Regions from separate parts of the Homo sapiens genome. Here region 1 is linked to region 2. The links are chromatin loops, found by intact Hi-C in ENCODE. Cell type or tissue: endothelial cell of umbilical vein. All regions are shown on one strand.

Evidence for each region. Hi-C counts contacts between places; a loop is a spot of excess contacts. Peaks named below come from ENCODE experiments on the same cell type or tissue, not always from the same donor. Only the 100,000 strongest peaks of a DNase experiment are listed, where the experiment ranks them.
Region 1: a loop joins it to region 2, with 18 times the contacts of the local background. A loop is called at or near these places in 7 of 110 quality-filtered maps.

Annotation. Positions count from the first base shown.
Region 1 is chr5:97,229,013-97,234,012 of GRCh38, reverse strand. No RefSeq gene overlaps it. Among named protein-coding and RNA genes, the nearest start is that of RIOK2, 48 kb to the right of the region's middle. In endothelial cell of umbilical vein, a CTCF peak has its summit at 2,790 (motif pointing left); a DNase peak (open chromatin) is centred at 2,752.
Region 2 is chr5:98,346,800-98,351,799 of GRCh38, reverse strand. No RefSeq gene overlaps it. Among named protein-coding and RNA genes, the nearest start is that of LINC01846, 190 kb to the right of the region's middle. RefSeq lists a silencer at 1,861-2,155. In endothelial cell of umbilical vein, a CTCF peak has its summit at 1,901 (motif pointing right); no DNase peak of the experiment used is centred here; H3K27ac peaks cover 533 bases.

The DNA.
Region 1 (5,000 bases), 1.1 Mb after region 2:
GACCAGTTAGGTCTATTCTCACAACTACATTCTAAACAATTTAATACCTGAAATAAAGGAAACGGTCTAAAAGTTAAAAAGCAAGTAAACAAATAAACAAAACTAAGTTTTCAATACACACCTATACATTTAAAATACACATATTTCAAAGGTATTTTAAATAACTAAAGACAAAGTGTTATGCTCGCAATATCACATTTTGCATCATAGAGTCTATTCGCTTCTGCTAGCAAGATTGGTACTAAAAGCAGGCACTGAATACTAATTTTAACAATACAAAACAACTGTTTTCATCTTTATACAGAACAAATATTAATTGTTTTCACACACGACTCTGTTTCTGTCAATATAATTATAGGCAATTATAATGTCAATTAATGAGAACTATATTATATCTTCACTAGATTGAAACAAAACTTTTAAACAAAATGGGTTCTACTTTATTGACAGAATTTCCAAAAGAAAAAAGTTTATACAAAGCCAATAATAAATTAATACCCTTCAAATATGTGTCATAAGTTTATGAAAGCCATAATACCTATTTTTCTAGATTGTTCCGTCAGATAATATAAGAACAATAAATATTAGAATATGTTATTATAATTTTTAACCAATTTTTATCTTTAGACTTAAAAGACTAGACAAAGACAAAAGGAAATAAATGCAGATGATTACAGTTTACTAGTCTGGAACATATTCTATGTTGAAAGATGAGGAAAAGTATGAAAATCAGAGAGATAACTGGTCTATCAGTCTGGATTTTATTTTTCATTTGTAAGAATCGAGAAACTCAAAGTAAATAGACTTAAACAAATTTTTAAGGGAAGAGAAAGATTTATTAGCTCATATCAAGGAGCAGATTTATATTCACAAACAGCCTAATACAGGACTGAAATATAACCAGAATCCTCCTTAACTTTTCTTCCTCTGGGTTGCTTAATTTTTAGGCTTCACATGGTAGCCCCTGAGAAATGCTAGGCTCTCCCTTGAATCTTTAATACTTATAAACCTCAATAATCACATCACTAAGCTCAAAGGAGGAAAGAAAGTATTTACCCCAACATTCCCACCAAAATCCTCCTGGGGTTTATTCTAATTGGACCAGTTTGGGTCACATGCCCTAAATGATACACTCCAAATGACTTGAGCTAACTGAGTCTCACCTCTGGAACTAGGTGTGAAGTCAACCCACTAGGGAATGTCGCCAGGAAAAGGGGAACATGGGTATTGGCCAGCAAACCACCACTATAAAAGGGTATGGCAAATCCCCAAATGCTGAACATATTTTTTCGGTATCAACTTCCGTTTTTCAAGCCAACTTTAAAAAATAATGTTAAAGAAATGTGCTTACTTTGATTGTATTGATTTTCTATAGCTGCATAACAAAAAACTTGGAGACTTAAAATAACACCCAGATGGAAGGGAGCCATGGGGCAAGGACCTCAGACTGGTCTCTAGTGGCTGACAGTGGGCCCCAGTTGACAACCACCAAGAAAATCAAGACAACTACCATAAGAAACTGAATTATGACAAAACAAAATGAGCTTGGAAGTGGACCCCAAGCTCATTTTGTTTTGTCATAATTCAGTTTCTTATGGTGGTTTTCCTGGTTTTCTCGCTGGTTGTCAACTGGGGACCACTCTCAGCCACCAGAGGCCAGTCGCAGGTCCTTGCCCCATGGCTCCCTTCTGTCTCAAAACCACCAATAGAGAACCTCTCTCAAGTTGAATCCTTCTCACATCTCAACTCTATCTGACTTCTGTCTCCGATCTCTAGAAACAGATTTAAAGGGCTCACATAATTAGGTGAGATTACCCAGATAATCTCCCTAATTTAAGGATCTTAATTCATCTGCATTTGGGATCTTAATTTATCTGCAAAATCTCTTCATAGCAGTACCTACATTAGTGTTTGGCAGAATAACTGGGTGAAGATGTATATGTACACCTGGGTCCAGAAATCTTGGGGACTATCTTTGAATTCTGCTGCCCACATTAGTGTATATATATTAATATATACACTATATATATATATACACACATATGTACGTATGTATATATATACATATATACACCTGTACATATATATATACATATATACACATGTACATATATATATATACACATATAGCTTTTAAGAAGTATGGGATGAGAATGGGCTGAAAGAAATGGAGGCGGATTTTGTTTTCTTAATAAATCCATTTGTTTTCTGGAACTACCACAAAAAAAAAAAGAAGTCTGTGGCACAAGGGAAATAGTCTAAAATTTTAAATTGCATGAAAAATAGAAAAGTAGAACCAAAGAGAACAAACTGGATGTTATGGTTCTTGTTTTGATTGGCTTTTTGGGTTTTGGTTGGCTTTCTGGTTTTTGTTTTGCTTTGCTTTGTTTTTTAGCAAGTCAAGTGACACATCTGGAACCTTAAATCAAAATTGTTTTTAAGGGGGAAGAAAGTTTATCTTTCAGAAAGGACAATACAATTATATAATAACTAAATTTGGAGCATAAGTCAAGCTCATTCTATGCTTTCTTAGAAAATAAAGAGGTAAAGCCAAAGAAATCTTCCCTAAAAACTCCAAATCAAATATGTTTATGGAAGTTCTAATTATCTTGGATATTTTCTGGTTAAAAGCATGTCTTGTTAAATGTCTCAGCTGTACAATACATTTTTAAAACGAAGAGAGAGAATGAGCAGAATGAACTACTTCTAGTCTTTTAAGAAACAAAGCTGCTCTTATATTTTCACTCCGGGTTGGTGATGTAAAAGTAAAGCACTGCCCCCTAGAGGAACAAGGACCTTCTAGAGCAGGCAGCTATTTCACAATCACGTAATGTTACACACATAATGTCCTAATTTCAGGTAGATGTCTTCTTTAGGACATAGAAGAAAAATAGAAAAATGTTGCAGTGTAAGAAATGCTAAAAAAATTTTAAAGACGTTTCAGATTTTTTTTCAAGAGATTACAGATTTGCTAAACTGTAATTTGGGGGGAGCAATTCATTTATAAGCTTTCAAATAATATTTTTGCATTGCAATTACAGAATAAACATTTGTCTTAGAGAATAGGAAGTTTTTAGTCTTTCTTCTTATAATTTTTTTTGTATAGACAGGGGTCTCTCTATGTTGCCCAGGCTAGTCTCAAACTCCTGGCCTCAAGTGATCCTCCCACCTCAACCTCCCAAAGTGCTAGGATTACAGATGTGAGCCACTGCACCCAGACTAGTCTTTCCTAAAATGTGCAGCTTTACATCTACCAGACTTTTCCCACAATTATTACAACAGAACTATGTGTAAAACATATATGATCTTATCTAAAATTATAAAGAAAAGTGGGAAACAAAATTGACCCACATGATTTTGCTACTATAGTCAAACTTACTATTAAAACAAGTAAGAAACAGAGGAAATCTAAAACTTCAACAGCTAGATTTGGCAAATCATGTCAAAAATTTCCCCATTACCAGGAGAATTCAGCATACTCACATTGTCTCTGAAGTCAAAATCAGAAACTATAACAAATCATTCAAATGTCTAGGTCTCTGTTTTTAATATAATTAATTGGGTGTTTTCAAATTATTCTCCCCAGAACCACAACTAGGAAGAGTTCTGGGTACTTATCTATGCTTCTACCAGAGCAGTCTTTATTTTATCTTCCTTTGGGGCTCCATACAAACTTTAAACAGAAGAAATGGTTCTTAGGGCTTTAAAAAAGAAGGAAGGAAGGAATGAAAGGAAGGAAGGAGACAGGGAGGAAAAGAGAAGGAAGACAGGAAGGGAGAAGAAAAAGCAGCTTGAAAACTGTTGGGGGAGATCTCTTTAAATTCCTCTCTTGTACAACTCTATTTCCTTCATTTTTGTCTCTCTAGGGATGGCAGCAGCAAGGGTCTGGATGCCTCAGGCTAGTTCCTAAAATAAGAGATCATACCAAGTACAAACTCGAGCCAGGCACAAAGAGATAAAATCCTGGTAGGGCATTCTACGCATGTTCTTGGTGTGGATTCTACATTGTAGAAAAGACTCTTACAAAAGCACACTTCATTTGAAGGTTGTCACTAAGAAAAAAATAAAATACACAGTAGAAGAGCACTTTACAATGGCGGCAAAGCACACTGTATGATAAGAAAGATGTCATCACGTAACATGGTATTTTTCTTCCTCCGCGCATATCTGCCAGCCAGCTCACACTGATTTTTATAATTAGACATGTCCCTCTTCCTTCCTGTCTCACCCCAAGTGCCATAGTATATTTACAGAACTACAAATATATCACAAGATAGCAGGGTGAAACATTTTATTGAACTATTAAGGAAAATTGCCAACAGAAGTTTCTGTTCTGCCTCTGTTGATTTTCCACAAGCAAAGGATTCAACTACTCTTTAGGACAGGATCTGAAAAGCACAGTCTTTTCTGCATCTTCAGAATCAACCATACTGTACCATAAAAGTTTCAATCAATTGTTTTGAATGCAAAGGTTATTTGACCAGGGCATGCAGAATTTTAGGATATAAACTATTTGTACTCATTTAGACGTGAAATCCAAACTGGCCAGGCTTACCACACAAAACTGGCTTGTTTTCATTCTTGCTCCATGAGGCAGTTACTGTTAACAGTAGGTAGCTAGTCAGGTATGAGCAGGGCAGAAGAGGGCTCCCACACACACACACACACCAGGAGTGTTGGGCAAACATCAGGTGATGGTCAGGCAGTTGTTAACTGTTTCTCTAAAGTAATAATTGGTCACAGCTGGCACCAGGGAAAAGCCGTCTCCTAAAAGATAGAAAACACCTGAAACTGATCAGCAGCTTCCCAGTAAGACCTCAGGAGTGGAGAGAAGTAAGGCAAGACCCCGGAAGTATGTCAACCTATAAAACCCCATGTCAAGAGGTCAAGCTGTGCACTTGGTTTCTCAAGTCAACCCCTTGGTCCTCTTCCCAGTTGTACTTTCCTTCTTTTCTTTTCTTTCCTTTCCTTATTGTTCTAAAGCTTTTTAATAAACGTTC
Region 2 (5,000 bases):
CTTTTTACAGTCTTTTCTGGTCATCTATTTTATCTCATGTAAGTATAGCAACTGCTGCTCTTTTTGGTTTCCATTCACATGAAATATCTTTTTTTTCCTACACTTTCAATCTAGGTGTGATTTTATAGGTGAGGTTTCCTATAGGCAGAATTTAGTTGGATCTTGCTTTTTTATTCATTTAGTCACTCTATATTTTTAATTGGAAAATTGAGTCCATTTACATTCAGCATTATTATTGATAAGTAAGGCCTTACTACTGCCATTTCATTGCTTGTTTTCTGGTTGTGTTGTAGCTCCTCTCTCTCTTTCTTCCTGTCATCTTTTGTTGTTAATTGATTTTTTTACTTGTAGTATGTTTTAATTTGTTGATTTTTACTTTTAATGTATCTATTATAGGTTTTTGCATTGTGGTTACCATGAAGCTTATGTGAAATATCTTATAGATATAACAAATTATTTTAAAGAGATGACAACTTGTATTAGATAACACAAAAAAGAGTAAAAACAAGCAAACAAATAAAAAACTAAAAACAATCTTTATATTTTGACTCTATCATCCCACATTTTGATTTTGGTTGTCTCAATTTACATTTTTTATTGCCTATCTCTTAAGTTTCTGGAGCTAATATTATTTTATATGTATTTATCTTTTAGGCTTCATGCTAGAGTTATGGGTGGATTGCACACTAAAATTACAGAATTGGAGTATTCTGGGGATGATTTTGTACTTAATTTTACCAGTGGATTTTGTACCTTTAAATATTTTCTTTTTTCGCATTAGTATTTTTTTTTTGTTCAGATTGAAGAGTTCCCTTTACCATTTTTTGTGAGGTAAGTCTGGTGGTGATGAATTCTCTTAGCTTTTGTTTGCCTAGGAAAGACTTTGTGACTCCTTATTTGAATGATAGCTTTGCTGGATAAAGTGTTTTTGAATGGCAGGTTTTGTTTTTTGTTTTTTGTTTTTTGTTTTCTTTTCAACACTTTGAAAATATTCTGCTCCCTCCTGGCCTGTGTGGTTTCCACTGAGAAGTCTGTCATCAGATGATTGGCATTTCTTTACATGTTGTTTGCTTTTTTTCTCCTGCTGCTTTTTAGGATCCTCTCATTGTCTTTGGCCTTCGAGAGTTTAATTATTATATGTCTTGGCGTAGTCCTATTTGATGTTCTCTGTCCTTCCTATACGTGAACTTTTATTTCTTTCTCAAGTTTTGGAAACTTTTCTGTTATTATTTTTTGAGTAAGTGTTCTACCTTGTTCTTTTGCTCAGCTGCCTTTTGAATACTAGTAATTCTTAGATTTTGTCTTTTGAGGTAATTTTCTATATCTTATAGGTAGTCTTTATTCCTTTTGACTTTATTTTTTTGTTATTTCTCCTGTGACTGTGTACTTCTAAACAGCCTGTCTTTGGGAGCACTGATTCTTTCCTCTGCTTGGTACATTCTGCTGTAAAGAGCCTTCAATGAATTTTTGAATTCAGCAAATGTGTTTCTCAGTTCCAAGATTTTTGTTTGATCTTTTGTTATTATTTCAATCTCCTTGTAAAATTTATCTGATAAATTTATAAATTGCTTTTATGTGTTATCTTGGAGAGCACTAAGTTTCTTTCAAACTCCTATTTTGAATTATTGGACAGAGAGCTCATGTAACAGTCTTGTTAGGGTCAGTCACTGGTTCCTTGCTTTGTCTGTTTGGAGAGGTCATGGTTTCCTTTTCGCTGTTTTTTTTTTGTGTGTGTGTGTGTGAATGTACATCTATGTCTTTGCATTTAACAGTTATTCATTCCAGTTTTCTCTGCCTGGCTTGTTTTGGTTTTTATTGGCTATGTTTACTTAGAGATTCTTCATAATTTACCTGTTGAATTTCTTATACTTTTTTCCGCTAGGTCAGTGCCTCCTTTTCAGCACTAGATGGCACTTTAAGCCCATGTTTGCCTTTGCTCTAGCAAATTATCAGAGACTGATCATCAGAAATAGGGGAGGTCCCAAAGGGGATATCCTGGCAGTGTGGAACGGCTGGCTGTAATTTGTGCTCAGGGGCCCCGTGGAATGTACCTCCTACAGCATGGTACTGCTAAGCAGCCACTCCGATTTGGCATGTCATTTGGCTGAATTACAGAGCAGTTTCTAGCATTCAGGATGTTAGTCCTGCCTCTCTACTTTGTCTTTGGCTGTCCTCAGAGATGTTTCTCCTTTTAGGCACTCACCATGCTTCCCACAGTTTGAGGTAGGGACAGGTCTCCTGTCAGGGAACATAAGAAAGTAGAGAAGCTGACTGTCAACCTCAGTCTCACTTTCTCCAGTGTGGAAACTGAGAGTCAATCAACATTTTCCACATACTTGGGGCAGGGCAGATTCCAGGGAGGGGTGTCATTGTCATGAATATATGGCTCTCTTACCGTCTGCTGGAGTTTTTTTTACTTCTCTTTGGCTCCAGGAACTGATTCATCCTCATATTTGTGTTCTAGGATATTGCTGGTGATCATCTTGGTGCTATATATTTGTTTTTGGTTTTCTGTAAAAGGGAGCGAAGCCAGCTTGTTTCTATGCCACCATTTTCGAATTGGAATTATGACTATAGGGCACCACAGTCTTGAACTCCTGGGCTCAAGTGATCTTTTTTTTTTTTTGTCTGATATATTTTAAAAAATTTTTTATTTTATTATTATTACACTTTAAGTTTTAGGGTACATGTGCACAATGTGCAGGTTAGTTACATATGTATACATGTGCCATGCTGGTGTGCTGCACCCATTAACTCGTCATTTAGCATTAGGTATATCTCCTAATGCTATCCCACCCCCTTCACCCTACCCCACAACAGTCCCCGGTGTGTGATGTTCCCCTTCCTGTGTCCATGTGTTCTCATTGTTCAATTCCCACCTATGAGTGAGAACATGTGGTGTTTGGTTTTTTGTTCCTGCGATAGTTTACTGAGAATGATGATTTCCAATTTCATCCATGTCCCTACAAAGGACATGAACTCATCATTTTTTATGGCTGCATAGTATTCCATGGTGTATATGTGCCACATTTTCTTAATCTAGCCTATCATTGTTGGACATTTGGGTTGGTTCCAAGTCTTTCCTATTGTGAATAGTGCCGCAATAAACATACGTGTGCATGAGTCCTTATAGCAGCATGATTTATAGTCTTTTGGGTATATACCCAGTAATGGGATGGCTGGGTCAAATGGTATTTCTAGTTCTAGATCTCTGAGAAATCGCCACACTGACTTCCACAATGGTTGAACTAGTTTACAGTCCCACCAACAGTGTAAAAGTGTTCCTATTTCTCCACATCCTCTCCAGCACCTGTTGTTTCCTGACTTTTGAATGATCGCCATTCTAACTGGTGTGAGATGATATCTCATTGTGGTTTTAATTTGCATTTCTCTGATGGCCGGTGATGGTGAGCATTTTTTCATGTGTTTTTTGGCTGCATAAATGTCTTCTTTTGAGAAGTGTCTGTTCATGTCCTTTGCCCATTTTTTGATGGGGTTGTTTGCTTTTTCCCTTATAAATTTGTTTGAGTTCATCGTAGATTCTGGATATTAGCCCTTTGTCAGATGAGTAGGTTGCGAAAATTTTCTCCCATTTTGTAGGTTGCCTGTTCACTCTGATGGTAGTTTCTTTTGCTGTGCAGAGGCTCTTTAATTTAATTAGATCCCATTTGTCAATTTTGGCTTTTGTTGCCATTGCTTTTGGTGTTTTAGACATGAAGTCCTTACCCATGCCTATGTTCTGAATGGTAATGCCTAGGTTTTCTTCTAGGGTTTTTGTGGTTTTAGGTCTAACATGTAAGTCTTTAATCCTTCTTGAATTAATTTTTGTATAAGGTGTAAGGAAGGGATCCAGTTTCAGCTTTCTACATATGGCTAGCCAGTTTTCCCAGCACCATTTATTAAATAGGGAATCCTTTCCCCATTGTTTGTTTTTCTCAGGTTTGTCAAAGATCAGATAGTTGTAGATATGTGGTGTTATTTCTGGGTGCTCTGTTCTGTTCCATTGATCTATATCTCTGTTTTGTTACCAGTATCATGCTGTTTTGCTTACTGTAGCCTTGTAGTATAGTTTGAAGTCAGGTAGTGTGATGCCTCCAGCTTTGTTCTTTTGGCTTAGGATTGACTTGGTGATGCGGGCTGCTTTTTGGTTCCATATGAACTTTAAAGTAGTTTTTTCCAGTTCTGTGAAGAAAGTCATTGGTATCTTGATGGGGATGGCATTGAATCTATAAATTCCCTTGGGCAGTATGGCCATTTTCATGATATTGACTCTTCCTACCCATGAGCATGGAATGTTCTTCCATTTCTTTGTATCCTCTTTTATTTCATTGAGCAGTGGTTTGTAGTTCTCCTTGAAGAGATCCTTCATGTCCCTTGTAAGTTGGATTCCTAGGTATTTTATTCTCTTTGAAGCAATTGTGAATGGGAGTTCACTCCTGATTTGGCTCTCTGTTTGTCTGTTATTGGTGTATAAGAATACTTGTGATTTTTGTACATTGATTTTGTATCCTGAGACTTTGCTGAAGTTGCTTATCAGCTTAAGGAGATTTGGGCTGAGACAATGGGGTTTTCTAGATGTACAATCATGTCATCTGCCAACAGGGACAATTTGACTTCCTCTTTTCCTAATTGAATACCCTTTATTTCCTTCTCCTGCCTAATTGCCCTGGCCAGAACTTCCAACACTATGTTGAATAGGAGTGGTGAGAGAGGGCATCCCTGTCTTGTGTCAGTTTTCCAAGGGAATGCTTCCAGTTTTTGCCCATTCAGTATGATATTGGCTGTGGGTTTGTCATAGATAGCTCTTATTATTTTGAGATACGTCCCATCAATACCTAATTTATTGAGAGTTTTTAGCATGAAGGGTTGTTGAATTTTGTCAAAGGCCTTTCCTGCATCTATTGAGATAATCATGTGGTTTTTGTCTTTGGTTCTGTTTATATGCTGGATTACATTTATTGATTTGCATATGTTGAACCAGCCTTGCATCCCAGGGATGA